2 separate regions of the Homo sapiens genome follow, and region 1 is linked to region 2. The links are chromatin loops, found by intact Hi-C in ENCODE. Cell type or tissue: K562. All regions are shown on one strand.

The links. A loop is a pair of places that touch in the nucleus more often than their neighbours do. Peaks named below come from ENCODE experiments on the same cell type or tissue, not always from the same donor. Only the 100,000 strongest peaks of a DNase experiment are listed, where the experiment ranks them.
Region 1: a loop joins it to region 2, with 2.7 times the contacts of the local background. A loop is called at or near these places in 7 of 110 quality-filtered maps.

What each region holds. Positions count from the first base shown.
Region 1 is chr6:16,276,258-16,278,757 of GRCh38, reverse strand. The region is part of intron 5 of GMPR (guanosine monophosphate reductase); the gene reads right to left. Among named protein-coding and RNA genes, the nearest start is that of GMPR, 39 kb to the right of the region's middle. RefSeq lists an enhancer at 1,146-1,440. In K562, a CTCF peak has its summit at 1,274 (motif pointing right); DNase peaks (open chromatin) are centred at 1,277 and 1,737.
Region 2 is chr6:15,689,955-15,692,454 of GRCh38, reverse strand. No RefSeq gene overlaps it. Among named protein-coding and RNA genes, the nearest start is that of DTNBP1, 28 kb to the right of the region's middle. In K562, a CTCF peak has its summit at 1,012 (motif pointing left); a DNase peak (open chromatin) is centred at 1,014.

The DNA of each region.
Region 1 (2,500 bases), 590 kb before region 2:
AATAGATGGTTATACATGAGAAGACTGTGACATGAAATGCGTCCCCCTTACCTTTGCAGCCCTGCTTTAGGGACCAGGGTGAACCTCTGTGGCAGAGGAGATGTGGGGAACAGGCTGCCCCATCTGCACGATGGAGGTCACTGTAAACCACACCACCTGGTCATGCACCCCCTCCGGTCCTCATCACTGTCACTGGCTGATGTCCCAGACATCGCCTTCCCCTCTACCATGCACCTGTCACTGCCACTCCTCCCTGTGGCACTGGCTCCCATGCAATAGCCAGGCACTGACCTTTCCACACTTAAACACCCACTCCTTTCCACCTTTCTACAAATCTACACTCTGCTTTAAAGGACCTCTCAGAATCCTCCCACTGGCTCGTAGCTTCTTTACCTTCAACCTTTGTCAAATGACTCACCTCTCTTAAGCCTCACTGCCCGGCCTGTAAAATCCAAAGAGAAACACAACCTCCTGGGGTTGTGGCAGAGAACAAATGGCACAGGGAGGGATACCGCTTGGCCCAGGGCCTGGCCTGCAGCACGACACCCTCCATACCCTCACCTGCTCTCACTCAGCTCTGTGCTCCACAGGGCCCAGCTGTTTGTCCATCTCCCTCCTGGCTGCCCCACCTCAAGTCCCTTGCAGCCTAGCCCGAGGTTCACTTCCAGGCCAGGGCTCACACCAGCACCCTCCTGCCTGCCTGTCCCACGGTCAGCCCCAGTCCTGGTTGTTCTCCCAGTTAGGTCCAGGCCAAGTCGCACTCTGACCTCTTTATCATACCTCCCCTTATTCAAGCTTCCCGGTGCCGCCACAGCACCCCACTTTACCCAGATCAGCAGAATCAAGCTCCACCTGCTCCCCTCCCTCCCCACTGCTTCTCCAATGGGGCAAGTTTCTTCCCACCTTAGGGACTCTGTACACAATGTTCTCTCTCTTGGACACTCCCCTCTGTACCAGCCCGCCTAGCCAAACCCTTCTCATCTTTCCAGCTTCTTCTTAAATGTCACTGCCCCAGGGGAGTTGTTCATCACAGTTTCAAAAAGAGGCATTTCAATCAGGATCTGTGTGAGAATGTTAAGGGTCTGTCTTCTGTACTGGGTGGTCGGCTCCGTGGACATTCGCTGTTGTTATCAGGTGCTGAGAACAGAGCCTCATATACAATAAGGCACTATAAATAGTCACTGAAAGAATGTGTGGACTCAAGAATGAATGAGTCACCCACATCCCTGTCTCCACTGCCACTCACTCAGCCCCTCCCGGAGGTCTTGTGGTGTGCACGAGAGGGCGCTCTGGGGACAGGGTAAAGGTGGAAGTGAACTCCTCCCTCCCACCAGACCCGGGGGTGGGATGCTTTGAGGCGCAGCCTAATCTCCGGCTCCTGGCCGGCACCACCTTGTAGGATGCTAATTTCTGCCAGGGGTCTTTAGGGACAAGATCAGACAGAGAAGTATGTCTGTGTCCCCAGGCCTGGATTTAGCAGAGAAACCAGGAGAGACAGGGCAAGCCCCTCTCCTGCATCAGCTGTGGGGCAGAGTCCACAGAAGTCCTGTAGCTCCCTGTGTCCTGCTATGTGTCACTCACAGTCCTGGAGCCAAGAAGTCTCATTCCCACGAAGGCGCCTTCCCCCCGCCCTGCAACCAGACGTTGTGCACGGCAGAATAAAAGGTTTAACCCCCGGTTCAGCCTCAGCTTTTCTCCTCCTCTCCCATTGAATTGCTAGATCCGGGGGTGGGGGCCTCAGCTGCAGTAGGCCTGGGGTTCTGATAGTAGTGAGGGCTCTATAAAGGGTAGACCAATTGCCTTTCTTGGAAACAGCCAAGGAAGAAGCTTCAAATAACACACAGGCGGTTCTGATTAACACCTAGGTGAAAGAAGAAGTTGGTGCATACTTTCTCTTGACTAGAGGGGCAGGGAATCCGTTTCTGATGCTTTTTCCCAGTTCCCAGGAGTTGCTCAATAATGAATGAAATCTATCAATCAATAGACATCCAATAATGCTATCATTTAGATATGTAATATGCAATGTTTTTACCATAAAGAATGTGTGAGACTTAAATATGGTCTCCAAACAATTTAAAGAAGTAGCTCCCATGCATTGGGCTCAGAGAAAGCCCCTTATTCTCTTTAGTCACATCTGTCCTACACAGACAGCCAGAGGGGTGGGGAGATACAGTGAGAGCAGAAGGACAATACAGCTTCTGGGGAAATAGAATGCAGACACAGAGATGTGCAAGAAGAAAACAAGTGTAGTAAATGTTCGAGACCACATCTAGAAAAGCTTTGAGAGGGCCGGGTGTGGTGGCTCACACCTGGAATCCCAGCACGTTGGGAGGCCAAGGCGGGTGGATCACCTGAGGCCAGGAGTTCGAGACCAGCCTGGCCAACATGGTGAAACCCCGTCTCCACTAAAAGTACAAAAAATTAGCTGGGCATGGTGGTGCATGCCTGTAATCCCAGTTACTCAGGAGGCTGAGGCAGAAGAATCACTTGAACCTCTGAG
Region 2 (2,500 bases):
TCCTAAAGGTCGCCTTTAGCTGGAGAACCAGGGGTGGCGTGTGGGAAGGAATAGACTGGGAACGTTCCTTCTCATGACAAGCTCTTTCGTGGTATTTCATGTTTTTAACATCAACTTTGCTTTGAAAAGTTTAAAATCGGGCCGGGCTCGGTGGCTCACGCCTGTAATCTCAACACTTTGGGAGGCCGAGGAGGGCAGATCACGACGTCAGGAAATCGAGACCATCCTGGCTAATGCGGTGAAACCCCATCTCTACTAAAAATACACAAAATTGGCCAGGCGTGGTGGCGGGCGCCTGTAGTCCCAGCTACTGGGGAAGCTGAGGCAACAGAATCGCTTGAACCCGGGAGGCAGAAGTTGCAGTGATCGGAGATCGCGCCAGTGCACTCCAGCCTGGCAACAGAGCAAGACTCCGTCTCAAAAAGAAAAGAAAAGAAAAGTTTAAAATCGTTAAAACAGATTTCTGAAACCCGAGATTGAGTTTTAAAATAAAAATGAAACTGGGAGAAATAGAATACCTCCCTCTCAAGGTTCTGGATGAACTGAGAACATGATGTGTGAGAATGCTAAGACTCCAAAGATGATATCCTGCCTGTGTTTTTAGAGGGAGGGAAAGGAGAATGTCGTCCTGCTGTCCCTGAAGAAACTGACAGGAGAAAGTTCCTCAGGAGTTTTGATGGGTCACTCAACCCTGACGGGGCAGCGTCTGTTTATTCCACGCTTAGTAGCCTACGACGCTGCCGAAGAACTTTATAAATATTTTTTATGCCAATGATGAATTCCAGTTACAGAATTTAAATACAAAGAGGAAAGCTCCTCCTGGGATTCTGATGCAGGGCAGCGTCTCCAGGAAGGGTGCCCCTTCCTCAGTTGCCTCTCAGATACGGTAGACTCTCCCTACCCTCTCCAGTGAGGAGCTCAGCGCCAGGAGCGTCGGAGCTGGCAAGATTGACACGAGCTGCAGCGCCGTCTGGAGGCACGCAGGGAAAATGAAATGAGGTGATGGTTCTGCAGCCTCAGGACCGGACCTCAGGCTGCGGTCTGCCCTCTAGTGGCTGTAGACGTTAGTTACACTTCGAAAATGCTCAAATGGGCCAGTGAAAACTTTTGAGTTAACTGAAAAAGAAACTAGGGAGACAGAGAAATGAGAAATCGTTCAGATGGCACATTGTTGAGACGTCAGCGGAAGATTGGGTTTCTGCTTCTTTGGATTCTCTTCTCTAAGCCAGTGGTTCCCTAGAAATTGGAAAAATAAGGCTAATACACAAAGTAAAAATGCATTTAAGTTCGAGGATTGCCTTTCCTTCTGAGATTTTTGTTCTGCTGAATTTGGGGGGCTTTGTGAAAGTGACGGCAAGTCTCAATTTTCTTTCCATGTCTCATGTCCTCTCCCAAATATTTTGGGAACGTTTACTCATTTGTTACACGCCTACTTCTAGACTCGATAAAACAAGAAATAGTACCATTTATAGTACCAAGAAATAGTATCACTGTTCCCTCCCATCGAGACAGTCTTTCCAATTCAGAAGCAAAGAATTACTTTCAGGTGGAATAGATGTCCAGGATCATTCAGATCCAGGAAAGACAAGGTGTTTCCTCTCCTAGATTTGAGACCTAGGCAGGACCAGTGATCTGTCCACTGTATAATACAGCACTTTGCAGTTGGCAGAAATTCAGTAGGAAATGCTGAAAAGAACAAAGGTCATGGGTGACAGATGGGGCCTAGAGCCCAGATATTCTGTCCTTTTCACCACACCAGGATCCTGAGATTTCTGGAAAGACATGTGCAATCTGCTTAATTGAAAAACTGCCAGGTTTTCCTAACAGGAAGTTGTTGGACTGGGGACAGGTACAGCAGGAATCCAGCAGGGAGAATTGGTGTTTGTCATGCTGAAGGTGAGCCTTGGAAAGTCTCATTAGATATTATCAGAGTGCAATGGGGGATGTGTGGGCAGGTGTTATCTCCTTTGACGGTTTTTCCTACGGGCTGGGATATTAATAAGACTGGGGGATTGGGAGGAGTTACTGGGTGGGGGATACAGAGGAAGGCTTTGTGCTCTGCAGAAAGAAAATTGAGAAATAAAGGTCTATGAGAAATGGGAATGTTCTACACCATGGAACGAGCAAGGGAACAGAGCCTTAAAACTAACTGTGAGGTCAAGTGCCATGTGGCTCCCAGAATAACCAGGGGCTCTGACTGCAGGGAAGCACCGAATACTTCACACTGTTAACAACTTAAAAATGCCAAGCCATGTGCCAAAATGCCCTCCAAACCGTTCTGTAAATTTAGATTTTCATAAATTCTGTATTACAGTTCCAGAAAAACTTCTCAATAATATATTTAATGATGTTTGGTGAGGACATAGAGAAACTGAAACCCTCGTGCATTGTTAGTGGGAATATGAAATGATGCAACCTCTGTGGAAATCACTTTGGCAGTTCCTTAAAAAGTTAAATATAGAATTACCATATGACCCAGCAACTCCACTCCTAGGTATAT